Linked DNA regions of Homo sapiens: region 2 is linked to region 1. The links are chromatin loops, found by intact Hi-C in ENCODE. Cell type or tissue: ovary. All regions are shown on one strand. Each heading gives the region's core, and the rest is flanking DNA. Links, peaks and the distances in the headings are about the cores only. Region 1 has its middle 1.5 kb from the start of TMEM161A. Region 2 overlaps ARMC6 (armadillo repeat containing 6).

The links. Peaks named below come from ENCODE experiments on the same cell type or tissue, not always from the same donor. Only the 100,000 strongest peaks of a DNase experiment are listed, where the experiment ranks them.
Region 2: it touches region 1 in a loop (6-fold over the local background); 98 of 110 quality-filtered maps call a loop at or near these places.

The regions. Positions count from the first base shown.
Region 1 is chr19:19,138,567-19,141,374 of GRCh38, reverse strand. No RefSeq gene overlaps it. Among named protein-coding and RNA genes, the nearest start is that of TMEM161A, 1.5 kb to the right of the region's middle. RefSeq lists enhancers at 2,490-2,679, 2,654-2,808. In ovary, for the core only: a CTCF peak has its summit at 1,565 (motif pointing right); a DNase peak (open chromatin) is centred at 1,555; H3K4me3 peaks cover 369 bases.
Region 2 is chr19:19,052,852-19,055,659 of GRCh38, reverse strand. It overlaps ARMC6 (armadillo repeat containing 6), which reads right to left. Exons shown (of 9, transcript NM_001199196.2): 6 at 1,339-1,508; 7 at 264-395. Among named protein-coding and RNA genes, the nearest start is that of SLC25A42, 9.7 kb to the left of the region's middle. RefSeq lists an enhancer at 1,581-1,640. In ovary, for the core only: a CTCF peak has its summit at 1,652 (motif pointing left); a DNase peak (open chromatin) is centred at 1,660.

The DNA.
Region 1 (2,808 bases), core at 309-2,808:
CATGTTGGCCAGGCTGGTTTCAAACTCCTGACCTCAAGTGATCCTCCCACCTCAGCCTCCCAAAATGTTGGGATTACAGGCATGAGCCACTGCGCCTGGCCTATTTTTTTATTTTTGAGGCAGTGTCTTGCCCTATTGCCCAGGCTGTACTGCGGTGGTGCAATCATAGCTCTCTGCAGCCTTGATCTCATGGGTGCAAGCAATCCTGCCTCAGCCTCCCAAGTAACTGAGACTACAGGTGCACACCACCTTGCCCAGCTAGGCTGGAGTGCAGTGGCAAGATCTCAGCTTACTGCAACCTCTGCCTCCTGGGTTCAAGTGATTCTCCTGCCTCAGACTCCCCAGTAGCTGGGACTACTACTGGGACTACAGGCGTGAGCCACAACGCCTAGCTAATTTTTGTATTTTTAGTAGAAACCCAATAGGGTTTCACCATATTGGTCAGGATGGTCTTGATCTCTTGACCTTGTGATCCGCCCCCCTTAGCCTCCCAAAGTGCTGGGATTACAGGCGTGAGCCACTGTGCCCAGCCTGCCCAGCTAATTTTTGTATTTTTTGTATAGTCTGGGTTTCCCCATGTTGCCCAGGTTGGTCTGGAACTCCTGGGTTTAAGTGATCTTCCCACCTTGGCCTCCCAAAGTTCTCGGATGACAGGCATGAGCCACTGCACCCAGCCTCTTTTTTTTTCCTCGTCATGTTGCCAGGGCTGGAGTGCTGTGGCATGATCACGACTCACTGCAGCCTCAAATTCCTGGGCTCAAGCAATCTTCCCACCTCAGGCTCCTGAGTAGCTGGGACTTACAGGCTTGAGCCACCACGTTGGGCTAATTTAACTTTTTTTTTAATTTAATTTTTTTTTAGAGATGGGTGTTTTGCTGTGCTGCCCAGGCTGGTCTCAAAATTCTGGGTTCAAGCGATCCTCCAGCCTAAGCCTCCCAAGTAGCTGGGACTACAGGCATACGCCAAGCCACCATGCCTGGCTGGACTCAAGTCTTCAACACTTCCCACCTGGTCCCTTCTGTCCCTTCCCCACTCAGGAGGGGTGAGCCACGGTCCTCATGGCAGTGATCAATGGCTGTGGAGGTCCAGCTGAGCATGCAGCTCCTGCCACCTCCAGCAGCGCCACTGCTACATGCACAGATGATGCAAACTCTTCAGCCAGTTACCCACCCTTCTGTTCTGAGGACCTCCCCGACAATGATCCTGGCCTTCCTTCCACATGGGCTGAAGACCTACCTACTCACTGGCACCCCAACCCCGCACATCCAGACCAGGGCCAGGGACTGAGCAAGAGGAAAAGGGTCAAGGTAGCGGGTACCCTGGGGGAAACTGAGGCATGGCCAGAGAGAAAGAGCCTTCCCAGCCTTTGGATCTCACCCTCACGGTGGACAAGAAGTCAGGCCAGTCCCTGATGTTAGTGCCCACAGGCTAAGCACCCAGTGTGAGGTCCATAAAACTATGGGCCGCTTTCTAAGGCTGGGAGCCCCCAGGGCCACAAGTGAGACTGGTTTGACTTCTCCATCCCAGGGAGACTGCGCTTTTGCCCTCCACCACGAGGTGGCGTGCGATAGTGCGCTTAGGATTCAGCACTTGCCAGCCGAAAGTTAAAAAAATAAAATATAAACCAGGCCCGGTGGCTCACGCCTGTAATCTCAGCACTCTGGGAGGCCGACGTGGGCGGATCACCTCAAGTCGGGAGTTCAAGACCAACCTGATCAACATGGAGAAACCTCATCTCTACTAAAAATGCAAAATTAGCCAGTCGTGGTGGTGCATGCCTGTAATCCCAGCTACTCGGGAGGCTGAGGCAGGAGACTCACTTGAACCCAAGAGGCGGAAGTTGCGGTGAGCCAAGATCACACCATTTCACTCCAGCCTGGGCAACAAGAGCGAAACTCCGTCTCAAGAAAAAAAAAAATTAATACACAAATACATAATAAAATGTAAAAACGAAAAGGTAATTACTCAGGCCCCACACACAGGAACCCACCCCCATAAAGATGCTCAGACACTCAGTCATACCCAATATATGTCTACACTCAGGCAGACACACTCATCCACAGAAAGACAAATGGCAAAACCGGGGCACAAACACCAGAAGCCCTTTCCTCCTAGCGGTGAAATAAAGAACATCAGATCCCTGAAGCTGACATTTGGTCCTTGATCCAGCCACGCCTGAAGCTGACACTATGGCTAGTATTTTCTGTCACATGAGCCAAAAATTTTCCTTTTTTGCTTGAACCCATGTTAGTTGATATTTTGTGGAGCACAGCCAGAGTCCTAGCTGATAGAGATGAATAAGGCACTTGCCAGGTGAAAAAGATTGAGGCATTCTTTTTTGCTTTTGTTTTGTTTTTATTTTAAGATTGAGGCATTCTTGAAGGCATTGCAAGATGTAGGATATTTACAAAGGCCTGGAGGTATGAGACAGCATGGTGGGTGCAAGTTGTACTATAGGGTGCACAATAGTGCTAGCAGCAGATTTAAGTCAGGCAGAAGGGTCTGAATTCAGTCTGAGTACTTAGCCTACTTAGTACTTAGGAGTACTAAGTACTTCGTCTACTAAGTGGGAGCCATTGAATGTTCTTGATGGGGGGAGGGAATTCTACTCTCAGAAATGTCCCTTAGGTGGGAATAAATGCTTTCGCTGCAAACCTTTGAGATAAGTGTAGGAAAGAGAAAACTAAGCCTTAAGAGAGGTCGGCCACGCAGGCCTCCCAGACACAATCTTCACTTTGATCGATCCGAACCAGCGTATCTGAACTACAATTTCCGGCATGCAACGCGAGCGGCCTCCTCGTCCCTGGT
Region 2 (2,808 bases), core at 280-2,779, 86 kb after region 1:
AATGGCAGGGTGACAAAAATATCAGCTCAGCTCTTAGGGGTGACAAGGGCAATAGGCCTGGTCAGATCTTTGCAGGGTGCTGGTGGTAACTCCAGGACACCCAAAGTCATGCATACGCAGGTCAGCATTTGAGAGCCAATGCCCACGACCCTCACCAGCCCTGCCCTGGCCCTGCAGGGGAATAGAGCTTCATGCAGATACAGAAACTGAACTGGGACTCCAGCCACCACCCTGCTACTGTGTGTGCCCCCCGAGGTGGGTACCTGGGGGCTGGTCAGATGCTGGGTCATAGCAGCCACGATGGACTCCGTCCCACCAGCACGGACAATAGCATCTTTCACGTCGTCGTTGCCTGCGATGGCTCGCAGGGTGCTCAGCACTTGCTTCACGAGCTCCTGCACAAGGGAAAGGCCCGCTCACCTCCAGCCAGGCCGCTGGTTGTGGGAGAGGGCTCTGAGGGAGAATGTGGGGCTGTTTTGCTGTTTGACCAACAGGTATGGTGTGACTGCAGGGTGTGACTAACGAGAAGGGGTGGCAGATGCCTGTGGCTCAGGCTGCCTGTGTCCAAACGGTACCATCCAGGTGACTTGATCCCCTACCCCGACAGGGGCAGCGGGGGCATGTGACTCAGGCCGGCCTTCAGAGCACAGGGTCCCCCTGTCCACGGCCACAGACCCAGGGTAGGCGCTAACTGCCCTGCACTGAGGACAGTGGATGAGGTGCTACTGGGACTGCTGATCCCCCGATGGAGAACCTGAGGACCCTGCCCCCAACTGCCCAGGAGTACAGGGCAAAATGTATCCCTTCATTTGCTGAAGTTGGTTCCCATTCAGCTCCTGGCCACTTGCACAGAAAGAGGCTGGCTGACGTCAACAGCTGGGCTTGGGGGCGCAGGACCGTGGCACCCCTGGGGGCTTTCCTGCAGCTGCAGCTGGATAGGGAGGCACCTGTTGATTGGCTCCCTGCTGTGGATGGGCACATGGAGAAGGGCTCAATAATCGGCTGCTAAACGGAGTAATGAGTAGGGACACTGCTCTATTCTGTAGCTAGGGAAACTGAGGCAGAGGTGCGGGAACTAACCCAAGTATCCCAGCCTTGGCCGACACACCCCAACCCTATGCTTCCTACCATCCTTTTCCTGGTGCAAAAGGACAATAAGGGAGAGCAGGTGGGTTTGTTTCCCCCCCGACCTTTGGTTCCTGCCCTTGGGTCCGTGAAAAGAAAAACTGCACTTTGGTTCCGACACTGGCAGGCAGGGCTGGCTTGTTCTGACTATAGCTCGTCCGGTTGACTGGGACCCAGAAGGACAGCACGCAATGGGCCAGGGGGACTTCATACCTGAACGCCGCTCTGGTCCCTCATCTGGTGGTCATTGCAGTCGGCTAGCAGGGACACCAGAATGCTCAGGCCCCCGAGGTCGACGACCTCCTGGCAGAACTCGTTGCGAATGGCCAGGCGGGACAGGGTTCCACAGAGCTCGCTCAGGATGCCAGGGTTATCCAGGAACGCTGCAGGGAGAAAGGGAGACGGTGGTGGGGGCGGGAAGAACCAGCCGCAGGGCCCTCTGTTTTGGTGGAGATCCTGCTCCACTGGAAGAGTCCAGCCCTTCTGCCTATTGGAGTGGCCACGGGCACCAGGAAGGCCCCAGGGAACACCAGGGGCTACCTGGGCCTGCAGTGCCCCCTGCTGGCTGCTGGGAAGACTTAAGAATGTGCCCCCCAACCCGCTTCCTTCCATCATGCCCCAAATAAATTCCATACCAACTCATGGTCTCACCTAAAAAAAGAAAACTATAATAGTGCAAAAAAAAAAAAAGACATCTGAAGACTATTTTTATGATCATGGGGTAGGAATGGCTTCTCTAAGTGCAACAGGAAACTCCAGAACCATAGAGGGACACATACGGACTGGGCTGACGTGGCCAAAACTGAACACAGGAGCCGCAGATGGAGCCCAGAGGCGCTGCACCAGGAAGCAGGTGCCGGCACTCACGCCAAGAGGGCGAAGATCCTGCACCTACACAGGGCTGCGACGGTCAGTTCCTGTGACCACCTGTAGCCCTCTGCAGTTCCACCCAATGCCAATCTAGGTGTTGCCGTGGAGGTATTCTGTCCACATGGTTACCATCCACAATCAGCTATCTATTATTATTATTATTATTATTAATTTTTTTGAGACAGAGTCTCGCTTTGTCACCAAGGCTGGAGTGCAGTGGCGTGATCTTGGCTCACCACAATTTCTCCTTCCTAGGCTCAAGAGATCCTTGTGCCTCAGCCTCTCAAGTAACTGGGATTACAGGTGCCCACCACCACGCCCAGCAATTTTTGTATTTTTAGTAGAAACAGGGTTTCATCATGTTGCCCAGGCTGGTCTTGAACTCCTGGGCCCAAACAATCCTTCTACCTCAGCCTCCCAAAGTGCTGACATTACAGGCATGAGCCACCATGCCCAGCCCAGTTGCCTTTAAGTAGAGGAGATGACCTTGAACAATGTGAATGGGACTCATTCCATCAGCTGAAGTCCTTAGAAGGAAACTGAGGTGTTTCCCCGAAAAGGGGACTGCCTGGGGGTTTCCAGCCTGCCCTATGGAGTACAGACTTGCCATAATTGCATGATCCCATTCCTTACCAAAAAGTCTCTTCATATATACATATCCTGTCTCTGGCAGAAACCTAACTGATTGGAGCTCCTATAAATAAAACAGGAAAGATGTGAGCTACCTCCTGGAAAAGCAGCCTGACTTTGCAGAAGGTCGGGACTCATTTTCAGCCTTGCTGGAGGTGTGGAAGGGAGACTGAGGTGGGCCCA